Regions from separate parts of the Mus musculus genome. Here region 1 is linked to region 2. A link is a contact called in ENCODE Hi-C or POLR2A ChIA-PET data. All regions are on one chromosome and are shown on one strand. The core of a region is the stretch at or near the end of the contact, and the rest is flanking DNA. Distances in the headings are between cores, read along the strand shown. Region 1 holds the start of Tmem97 (transmembrane protein 97). Region 2 holds the start of Poldip2 (polymerase (DNA-directed), delta interacting protein 2).

Evidence for each region. A loop is a pair of places that touch in the nucleus more often than their neighbours do. ChIA-PET counts read pairs that join two places held with the same protein, here RNA polymerase II (POLR2A).
Region 1: POLR2A ChIA-PET joins it to region 2 with 15 read pairs in embryonic stem cell. The contact joins the promoter of Tmem97 here to the promoter of Poldip2 in region 2. A Hi-C loop is called at or near these places in 1 of 37 maps with a recorded cell type or tissue (heart). POLR2A ChIA-PET finds 5 or more read pairs at or near these places in 5 of 5 experiments (Patski and embryonic stem cell).

What each region holds. Positions count from the first base shown.
Region 1 is chr11:78,546,824-78,552,478 of GRCm38, forward strand. Tmem97 (transmembrane protein 97) reads right to left here and starts at 3,912. Exons shown (of 3, transcript NM_133706.2): 1 at 3,705-3,912. The coding sequence starts at 3,830.
Region 2 is chr11:78,508,016-78,513,913 of GRCm38, forward strand. Poldip2 (polymerase (DNA-directed), delta interacting protein 2) reads left to right here and starts at 4,281. Exons shown (of 11, transcript NM_026389.3): 1 at 4,281-4,457. The coding sequence starts at 4,297. It overlaps Tmem199 (transmembrane protein 199), which reads right to left and starts at 4,153. Exons shown (of 6, transcript NM_199199.3): 1 at 3,882-4,153; 2 at 2,333-2,406; 3 at 1,710-1,799; 4 at 638-680; 5 at 304-416. The coding sequence starts at 4,092.

The DNA.
Region 1 (5,655 bases), core at 2,662-5,161, 38 kb after region 2:
TTTCCGAGGTTGTGTTATTTACTGGGGGAAAAAAAACCCACCACAAACCCAAAATCCAACTTTCTTTTCTTTTTTATTAGATTTTCCTTTTTTTTTTTTGAGACAAGGTTTCTCTGTGTAGCCCTGGCTGTCCTGGAACTCACTTTGTAGACCAGGCTGGCCTCGAACTTCTGCCTCTGCCTCCCGAGGGCTGGGATTAAAGGTGTGTGACACCACGCCCGGCTCAGATATTTTCTTTATATACATTTCAAATGCTATCCCTAAAGTTCCCTATACCCTCCCTCTGCCCTGCTCCCCTTCCCACCCACTCCCACTTCTTGGTCCTGGCGTTCCCCTGTACTGAGGCATATAAAGTTTATAAGACCAAGGGGCCTCTCTTCCCAGTGATGGCCGACTAGGCCATCTTCTGATACATATGCAGCTAGAGACACGAGCTCTGGGGTTACTGGTTAGTTCATATTGTTGTTCCAAATATAGGGTTGCAGACCCCTTCAGCTCCTTGGGTGCTTTCTCTAGCTCCTCCATTGGGGGCCCTGTGTTCCATCTTATAGATGACTGTGAGCATCCACTTCTGTATTTGCCAGGCACTGGCATAGCCTCATATGAGACAGCTATAACAGGGTCCCTTCAGCAAAATCAATCTGGCATTGTGCAATAGTGTCTGGGTTTGGTGGCTGATTATGGGATGGATCCCCGGGTGGGGTAGTCTCTGAATAGTCCATCCTTTTGTCTTAGCTCCAAACGTTGTCTCTGTAACTCCTTCCATGGGTATTTTGTTCCCTCTTCTAAGGAGGAGTGAAGTATCCACCCATTAAAACCCAACTTTTTACTTGTGGTGTAGCTCAGCACTTAGCACACAACTTTAATCCCTCTGGCTAGAACACAGACACGTTCTTAGAATTCACCTCTCATTTCATCCCAAACAATTAAGGTAAAGTTAGTTTGTAGAAGGAAGCACCTGTGTTTGAAAGTGATTTCTAATTGAGTGGCAAAGTGATGAATCAGAGAAAGATTTGACAGGATAGCATATGCCCAATTCTCATGGGGAAGAAAGGGAAGCTACTTGAGATAGAGCAGAGAGAGAAAAAAAAGAGGGAGGAGAAAGGCAGTTTTACAGGAAGAAACTGGTTCCAGACAGAACAAACTAGATATAGATGAAGACAGAACAAGCCAGAGGATGAGAAGGCGCCAGATTAGAACAGATTGCCAGTATGAGTTTGAGGCCAAGCAGATTAATTCAGGAGAGGCCCAGACAGAAGTCTGGTTGAGAGAGGAGTTTGAGCCAGAACAGCTAAGTTGAACCAGCCAGCCAGAGTTCAGGGAAAAAAAGAACAGATGAGCTTATTCAGCAGTAAGTTTCAGAGGCAGAAAACACTCTAGGTCTAGTTAAGACTGTACAGAGGCCAGAAGCTTCCAGGACTAGGCCTAGCTAAGTTAACAGATGGTGGCAGCAAATGTTTACTCTGAGATGACAATTACAAGAGGAGAATAAAAGTGATGTAACAGGAAGCTAATAAAAGTCCACCAGATCAAACAGAGATTGGGCATGGTGAAGTGAGCTTTCCGTATTTGGGGGGTAGAAACAGGAGTTCTGTGAGTTTGAGACCCACCAGGTCTAGATACTGAGTTACAGGACACCTGGAGCTACACAGTGAGACACCATCTTGAAAAACAAACAAAAATAAAATGTTTAAGTGGTGGTCTGCATGATGCTGGTCACATCTAGTTGTTTCAGGAGTGGTGAGCAAGGATGGGTGCAAGCAGTCAGAAGGTAAACCAGGAATTGCCAGGGAAACAGGCTGGGTTTTCAAAGTTGTGAGGCCCTATTTCAAAAAACCTGTCACTCAAGCCAGGTGATGCCTGTAAACCCAGTGCAGCTCAATTGGTGAATTCAATTTTTAAACAAACCAAACCCAACCCAACCAAACAACAAAAACAAACCTCAAACACAATACCAAAGGAAAAACAAGGGCTATGGGTAGCTCAGTATGCAAAGCCCTGGGTTTTATCTCCACTGCTACCAAACCCCAAAGAAACAGTGACTCCCCTTCTTCATGGCTATAGCTAGTGCAAAGTTTTGATGGCCTCTTTGTAGTTGTCAGGCCCTTCCGTGGCAGCAGGCTGACAGCACTCAAAGGTATCATGTCCTAATCCATGTCCAATAGGACCACAGGTGTACAGAAGGATGTTCAAAGGGGAGGTTTTCCTGGGTTACATGGTGGGCCCTCGTGAATTACAAGTGACCTTATAAAAGGCAGAGAGAGATGTGAATACAGATGAAGTGGCAATATGACGGATGACCTGCAGAGATTGCAGTGAAAGGGCCACAGCCAAAGAAAGGTCAGTGGGTAGACTGTGCGGCCTGAGTGTGATCCGCAGCTCTGCAAACCCAGCCACCTGGAAGAGGCAAGGAGTGTAGTCTACCTTTGAGCCTGAGACCGAACATTCTAAATTTCTAACCTCCGAGCAGCTTAAGCATAACGTTGGGGGTAAAGTAAGCCACTGCGTTTGTGACAATGTCTTAGAGGAGTGAAACAAATCAACTTAACTTGATAACACACTGGTTTTGGTGCTGGGATTTGAATCCAGGGCCTCGTGCATGCTGGCCAATGTTTTTACTACGGAGCCACAGCCTCAATCCCACAATCTTTTGAGTTTACAATCTAAAGCTGTAGCTACATGTCAGTTACAGCCTGGCCTGAGGTCCTCTTGCAATGGATTCAAATGAACTATTATTTTAAGGGGAAAAAAAAGTAGGATCCATAGGGCCCTCAACATGTCCACAGGCAGCCAGTCCTTGGGAAAGCAGCACCACAGACCGGTGCTCTTGCCACATGCTACCTACGGGTTTCCCCTGTAGATCAAAGGTCTTTGCAATCCCGTGGTTCCACAAACAAACCAAAAAGACTTAAGGGAGTGGGGGGTGACACTGCTGATGGTGTCACTCCTTAACTTTGTTGAGTAGGTGACAATTCCTGTGTCATGTCCTCTCAGAGAACACAAGGCACATGTCATTTTGCAGCCACCATTGAGAATTTACGGATTTAAGATTAAGAACTGCCCTGCAAAGAAGAAACATTTAAAGAGCATTTCAGCCATTTCAAACATTTAGGTGGATAAGTCCGTCAGTAGATTGGAGAGGCATGCTTAATCTTGACCTTAAAATCGGGTCAAAGAATGCTCTCCAAAGCGCAGGGAACGGTAGCTCATCTTCAAACAATTCAAAACTGACTTGGAAAAGCGACATTTCCTCAACTGCTCCTCAAGCTAGATCCAGACCCAGAAGGAGTGTATGAATGCCACGAGCACTAACCAAGGGCTAACCCTTCAGTCATTTTATTCTACTACGCAGGACTTTTTTTTCTTTCTCGGCTTACACTGGACTTTTAAAGTCCATCCAAACGCAATAGATTCAACACGTGACAGACACTGGTTCACCCAGGCAACTTCCCTCAGCCAACTGCCGTAGTTAAAACCATGGGAGCGAAACACACCCAGGCAAAGGTTTTGCAAAGGATTGGCGAGTACATGGGGCTCAAACCCAGGACCTCCTAGGCATGCGCCCTACCATTGGGTTGCACCCTCAGTTCCGCTCTGAAAAAAACAAAGCGGTGGTCAACGGCTGGGGACAGCCGGCTGGGGCCGAAGTCAGGCACGGAGCCAACAGAAATCAGGACGGCCACGTGGGGACCCCTGAGCCTCACCTCCTGCGGGTATAGTTCGGGCGGCAGCACCGCCTGCAGGTCGATGAACAGCGTGATGGGGATGTGCGAGACGAAGTAGAGGCCCAAGAGCCACTCGACACAGCGCCTAGCTGCCAGGGCCCCCATGTTCCCTCCTGTCCGTTGGGCTACGACTGGCAAGCCGGTGATAGAAGCCTGCTACGTGGTTAGAAGCCCCGCGCCCGAGCTGTGCCGTCCCGCCCCCGGCTCACACAGGCCGTACCTATTGGTCGAAGGGGAAAAACAGAAGCGGCTCGTGAGTGGGTGGAGGCCCTCGTGGCCCGCCCATATAGCGGGGCTATAGTTTGAATGATGGCCTACCTGTTGTTTCCATTGGCTGCTGGGAGTACCGCGTGAGGGGGCGTGGCTCTGAGCGGTCCACGTCGGCGGGTGCGCGTGTGCAGCCTCGGGCTGCGTGCGCTGGTCTTCCCTGTGCCACGAGTGTTTTATTCGCTGGGTTCTGTTCCGTATTGGGACCCCGGGCCAGTAAAACCAGAACCCGCAGTGGCAGTTTAGGAGCGCTGCGAGCCGGACTTTCCTGCTGGCTCCAAAATCACTGCTCAGCCCACAAATAATGATTTTATATGATGGACCCTGATAGGCCTGGGACAAGATGGGGGCTGCCATTCGATGAGAATAGGGAACACAGGACTTGGGTTCAAGGGAAAGGAAATTAAGTTTGTGCTTTGTATACACTGAGCAGGGTTAGGGCTTGGGTACTGCTAAGTATAGAGCATTTACTTAGCACTCAAGAAGGCCCGACTTCCATCTCTTGCACCATTTGAACCAGAGCCCCAAAGGGCCGGGTGTGGACAGAAATCTGTAAGGTCTAGGCCAGCCTGGTCTACAGGCAAGCTAGGGATACATAGAGCCTGTCTCAGACCAAACCAACCAACCAAAGAGACCTTGAGCAGGCAGGCGGGCAGTTGGATGAACTTGGTTTAGATTTGTGAGAGCATTTGAAGGTTAGAGAGCGAAGGGCATTAAGAGATCCTACAGAATCATAAGGGTCATGGGAGGAGATGACCAAGCGAATGATGGTCACAGGGAAGAATGGAGTAGCTGTGTCACGGTTGACACTGAGTGCTGTCCACCAGTACCAATGAGAAGTCCTATGGCTGGAGAGCAGTGTATTGGGAGGTAGGGAAATGGAGACAGAGTGTAGACAACTGGTCGGGAAGAGGTAGAGAAATGGACCCCACGTGTCCTTCTCTTTCTTTTGTATTCACTTTTTGAGACAGCCTCTCACTATGTAACCCTGTGACTGGCTGTGTAGACAAGGCTAGCCTGAACCTCACAGAGATTCACCCTGCCTCTGCCTTCCAAGTGCTGGAATTAAAGTCATAGGCACCATGCTTGCTCCAGTGTGCCCATTTCAGCAAAGGAGACTGGGATGTCTAAATGGGTTTGAAGTTTCTGCCCAGAGAAGTGAAGGAAAGTATAGCTAAGGGAAAGCAAAAATTAGGGTTAGGTAGGGTAGTCTGTGTGCCCAGTGGTAGCTACCATAGTACTAAGACAGAGGGGTTGGCGTTGCTGAGGTAGATGGCTCTCAGTGTTGGGTCTGCTCAGGAAAGCATTTTGGATGCATCAGGGAGAGGGTGGTCAGGAAGATAAAGGTGAGCCGAAGAAGGTGGACAAGTGGTTGACATAATAGACTGTGGGACCCAAGGACGACAGGGACAGATGAGGCAACAGGCACTGATAACTAGAAAGTAGAGAGGTAAATGACTTAGGCCCTGCTGAGCATGTCAGTGGGCCAGGAGTTTGGGGGTGTACTGTAAGATTTCTGGTGTCAGGATATTCTGCCTTCCAGGCCTGGCTGCAATGCTCTAGTGGGAGGATCTCTAGAGATGTGGTCAATGCCCAGAGAACCCAGTGCACTAAGGAAACAACAGAGGAAGGTGGGTGAGGGCAGAGCCAGGCATTACCTTCA
Region 2 (5,898 bases), core at 3,031-5,530:
TGCAATAGCAAAATTACAGCTACGAAGTAGCAAGAAAAATAATTTTATGGTTGGGGGTCACCACAACATGAAGAACTGTATTAAGGGGTCACAGCATTAGGAAGGTTGAGAACTATTGCCTTAAGTTGTAGAGGAAAGGAGGCTCTTGGGATTGCTACCCACCCCCATGATTACTGGGAACCTAAATGTGTCCATGTTGATTGCATAAATATATACAACTGATTAACCTGTGCGGTTCCACATACACCCTCCCTTTCCCATTAACCCAACAAGGGCACTCTGTCCTGCCCTGTGCCTACTCACCGAGGCCATTTCTGTGAAGACATACTGGCTTCCTAGGTAAGTGCAGACAAAGGCAGCTGCCACTGTGATAATGAAGTTGAAGATGGTGACGACCAGAGCCTTCACTGACCTCACTTTGGGAACAGTTCAGAGAGGAAGCATTTAGGCCAGCATTCTCAGGGAGGACAGATTACCTCAGAGCTGCCTCCCCTATCTGGTGTGTTCTCTTCAGAGACCAAGTCTGAACGAACGTCTTACACTTCATCTCATAATAGTGCGTGTGGTAGGAAGGATGGCCATGACCAACCCCAGGGAGAGGTTTGAGCAGCCTGGGCTCCCATTCTCAGCACCTTACCTTGCTTTCCCAGGTCACTGAGAGTCCCCCCACACTGTGCATCCTGGGAAAAAGTAAGTAAATAAACAAACAAACAAAACACAAAACAAAATAAAACAACAACAAAACAGATAATTTCAGAATGAGCAGTTCAGGTCCCCTTTACCAGTTCAGCCTCAGTCCTTTCTATTTCTCAACACATCAGCTCTCCCTTCCTTGGGTTCTTTAGCCTGGGACTTGTATGATGCCTTTTAGATCATAAAGAGGAGGATCCAGGCTCCTAGGACCCATCAACCTTCCTATGTTATCGCAAAAACATGCCAAAGAAGTCCTGTCGGGAAAGAGAGGCTACAGGCACACCTGTGATCCTAGTATTTGGGAGGCTGCCTGGGCTACAGAAACCCTTCCTTGAATAAAGAAGAAAGCTCTACGGCTCATATCCATTTCTATGACATTTAAGAATGAGTCACCAGGGGGCTGGAGACATGGCTCAGTGGTTAAGAGCACCAACTGCTCTTCCGAAGGTCCCGAGTTCAAATCCCAGCAACCACATGGTGGCTCACAACCATTCGTAATGAGGTCTGACGCCCTCTTCTGGTGTGTCTGGAGACAGATACAGTGTACTTAGATATAATAATAAATAAATCTTAAAAAAAAAAAAAAAAAAGAATGAGCCACCAGGGCTGGAGAGGTGGCTCAGAGCCATCTATAGTGGGATCTGGTGCCCTCTTCTGGCATGCAGGCATACATGCAGACAGAACACTGCATACATAACAAACAAACATTAAAAAAAAAAAAAATTCAGTCACTATCTAAGGCCAGAGTCTCAGTGAATACACTGAAGACTCGCCTTGGTCCACATGGAACATAGGCCTTACAGTTCTACAACAGTGTATAGACTAAGTTTGAATTCCCATATTTTTCTTTTCTTTTTTGAGACAGTGTCTCACTATATAGTTCTGGTTGGTCTCAAATTCATTTGCCCCTGCATCAGAAGTACTGGGATTAAAGGTGTGTGCCATTACACTACCCTCGCCGTTTTTTTCGAACATTAGGCCTTTTTCGAACATTTTTTCGAGCAGTAGGCCCTTACCTGACAAGTGACATTGCGAGTGATCCGCTTATACTCCTCATTGGCTAGCTGTATCTTAATCTTCTCTAGCCGGGCAACTAGCTCTGGATTCTAAACAAAAATAAGCACGTGAGAAGAATGATATTCTTTTACATGTTTCCAAAGACCACTGTACTCCTAATGGTGCTGGGACACCGCACACCTGTTATGCTTGCACTGCTTTGGAAAATGGTTCACTGAGTCTCAGTTTTCCAAAGCCGTCAGAGAGGTTTCTCTCCCTGATCTTAGACTCCCAACAGCTTTTGGTTTTGTTTTTTTAAATCCTTTGTACATGCACATAAACCCGAGCAGCAGTACATGTGTGCAGGGAAGAGATAACCTTTGGGAGTCAGCCTTTCCCTCCACCATGGGGGTCCTAAGGACAGAACCCAGGTTGCCTGCCATGCTTGGTAGCAAGTGCCCCCACTCATTGAGGTATTTCACTGGCCCCCAAATTTTATGTATTTATTGGTGCTAGGGCCTTGTCAAGTACTATCCCACTGAGCCACAGCTCAGCTTTTCCAAAGAATTAAAATATAAGATTTCAAACCCAAAAGCTGATTAATAAAACCTGTACCCAACTCTCACAAATTTCTGTTACATACCCGGGGAGGCTTCACAATCTCTGGAAAGTAGATGTCACTGCCTTCTAGGAGTTCATGAAGATACAGCCTGGAATCTGGAAAGAATAAGGTTCCACATAATGACACGTGCAGCTGAGGCTGGAAAGCTAAGATGACAGAAGTGGGTAGCCCTAATTTTTACCCAAATAAAACACGGCCATCCCTGTAAACTCATATATATTTCATATTTAACTCATATATTTCATATATAACTCGTATATATATATATATATATATATCATATTTCACTGAAGTTAAGATGGAAGTAGTAAACCTGGGGTTTATGAGAAGGCTTTTGGACTGGATATATGAGAACTCGGTAGGCACTGGAGAGTGATATGGGGGAAAATACGCCTCAGAAAGGATTAGATCTGAAAAGAACGCGGCGACTCTTGATTGGGGACCGCTCACTTCTTTCTCTCATATATAGATATATTGTTGAGACAAGGCTGATATATGTATATACATACACATATCATGTAGACCAGGCTGGCTCAGAACTCATTATGAAACCAGTCTAACCTTAAGTTCATTTAGATACACCTAGCTGTCTCTTGAATTCTCATGTACTTCATCTAGACAACTCACAATCTTACTGCCTCAGCCCCTTGGGTTTCAGGTACGTGCCATGCCCAACCTTGTGATCATTTTCTTTCTCTCCTTGTGTTTATTCAATTATTTTTCATTTTACTCAAGATAACTTTCAACTAGGAAAGATTTAGGACAATTCCACCTAAGTATTTTTTAGTGTCATAGAGTGGACTTTAACTGTCAGTCTTCGTTACCAACCCTACCTCACCACTACCAATGGTAGGTTATTTCTGTGAAAATAATAGATCTGTCCTAGTCAGGATTGGGTTGTGATGCTAAACACTCAGCGGACACTGTATTAGAGGATCTTTTTCTAAGATTCTCTTAAGTCTAAATAGTTGATCATCTACCCTTTGCACTTCTGGCCAGGATATGTTAACTCTGGCAAGGTAAGTTACATGCCAGTTTACCCTATTCCCTACCTTAACATAAGTAAATAGGTCTGAAAAGGAGAAATGACTTCTTTACAATGTCTAGAACTACATGCGACTCAATCCAGATCTTTCAATAGTTTTTGTTGTTGTTACCGTTTCCCTACCCTCACCCCTAAACTGGGGCTTGCACCTTTACCTTTGAGATGGAAGGAAAAAAAATCACTTTTTCCAAACACGATATGCTCACTATTGATATATGGCCCTCAAATGGAGAAACTCAACCTGTCAGATAGTACTGGGCTACAATCTCGACTTCCTAAAAAAATTCACATGGACTTAGGTGGCACTAAAAGAGGACTCAACAAAATCTGAAAATACGTTTTGTAACACACTAAGAATTTTCACGGAAGTTAAGATGGAAGTAGTAAACCTGGGGTTTATGAGAAGGCTTTTGGACTGGATATATGAGAACTCGGTAGGCACTCGAGAGTGATGGGGGGAAAATACGCCTCAGAAGGGATTAGATCTGAAAAGAACGCGGCGACTCTTGAATGGGGACCGCTCACTTCTTTCTCTCAGGTGCTGATGCAGATCTCGGATGAGACGGAATGAAACCAGGCGCCGGGGTCCCGTGGCATTATCACTGCCCGCGTGTTTCTTTCCCAGAGCAGCCTCGAGCTGGGCACGCAGCTTCCGGGGGAGCTGCTCCCGTTCCAGTTCTCCGCCAGGACCCAAAGCGCGAACCAGTCGTTCGCCGGCAAGCAAGGAAGACGCCATTTCTGCCTCACGCTCTGATCAGGTGATCCCAAACTCGGACTTCCGCTCACAGGCGCCGGATGTAGCTGGAGGAGCCCACGCGGCCGCGGGGGGCGGGCCCGAGGGGAGGGGCTTAGGCGCGGGGCAGTGTGGGGCGGGGGCGGGACGGCGCCCCGCCGCGGGTCGGGCCCTGTGTCAGCAGCCGAGCGGGCGCTCGGGCGGGACATGGCTGGTTGTGTGGCCCGACGGGCCCTAGCAGTGGGCAGCCGCTGGTGGTCTCGGTCGCTGGCCACGACCCGAGGGTCGAGGCCACTGTGTGCGGTCGGTGGAGCAGGGGGCCTTCCGCCGGTGGCCACAGCGACGACCCGAAGGCATCTGTCGTCCCGGTGAGGGACGGAGAGAGGGGGCCAGGGAGCCGGGCCCAGAATCTAGGGAGCGTTTTCTACCTAGCTACTAAGGAAGCCAGGAGGCCTGACTCTGTTTGGGCAGCCGGAGTGCCACCTGAGAAAGGGTCCCGAGGAGAGAGCCGACACGGGCTGCTTGGGACATGTGCCAAGAGCAAAGAAGGGAGCACTGCCCAGGGCCCTGGCAGTGCAGGGCAGCTCCGAGGGAGAACAAGTAACGCTTCTTAGGCGAATCCTGCCTCCCAGGCTGGGGTCCCCGGCACCTGGAGTGGGCTGCCATTTAATACAACTACAGGGATCCCCGGGCCCTTTTGGGTCAGTGACTCTCAGAAATATGCTATTCTGTGGGAAACAAGTCGATTTAAGTGTCTACCTTTGTGGGTCCTGTTTCCATGTGACCTTGGGGAGACTGATTTTGCCCATGTGACTTGGGAAATAGGGGTTGAGGCTCGGGGGGGGGGGGGCGGTGTAAACAAAGCCTTGTAGGGATCAGACAGGATTGAAAAGTTGGCTATGAAGTTAACATTTCCAAAGTAACATTACAGTGCTTTGATGGATCCATAGCAAAATTAATCCTATTTAAAAGGATAAGTTGATGGAAATGACCTGATAGTGGTTAAGGGAGGTATTTGCTATTTAAGACAAGTAAATGTGAAAAGACACTGGGTGGAGACACGGCAGTGCTAAGTGTACTGTGTGGGGTACCTTTGAGAATCTAGAAATGCTAGGTCCTGAGGTCAGGGTAAAGACTTAGAATTTACAGCACAGTTGAATGTGTAGGATTGGGAGAATCATGCTGTGTAGCCAGATGGGCCCAGAACCTGTTATTTTCCAGCCTTAGCCTTAAGAGCCCTGGGATTACCGATGTGTGGAACCATTTTTGGTTCAGAACAATTCTTCCAAGTAGCAAATGCCAGGCTTAGTGAGTATACTGCCAAGCAGCAGTGGGTAAAAGTAGAGACAGAAGAACTGCTTGCCTCAGAACAAATGCTTTTTGAGCACCTCTTACACACTAGGCATGTCTCTCAGGTCCTTAATGGACTCAAGGCATGCATACCAGGAACTGAAATGCAAAGTTGGAAGGATGGTTAACATGTGGGGGGGGGGGAAGACCCGGAGGGTGGGTGAAGGTGTGCATTGAAACAGGATATGCAAGAATAAGAATGACTTTGGAAATGCTAAGTAAAGATAGAAGGAAGTAAGTTTGGAGTAGTCACACAAAACCCTGGAAGACTGGGAGACCTTCACCATGTAGATGCCCATGGCTGGATCTTAAATGAGGAAAAGCAGCATCCTGGGCCTTGGCTGTCATTGCCCTGACCCTGCAGAGTACTAGGGGGCTTTCTTTGTTCACGTGTCTGATTTTTCCTGGCGAAGGACTGCTGTCTTCTCAGGGTCTCACTTGCTTGTTCTTTTCCTTCCC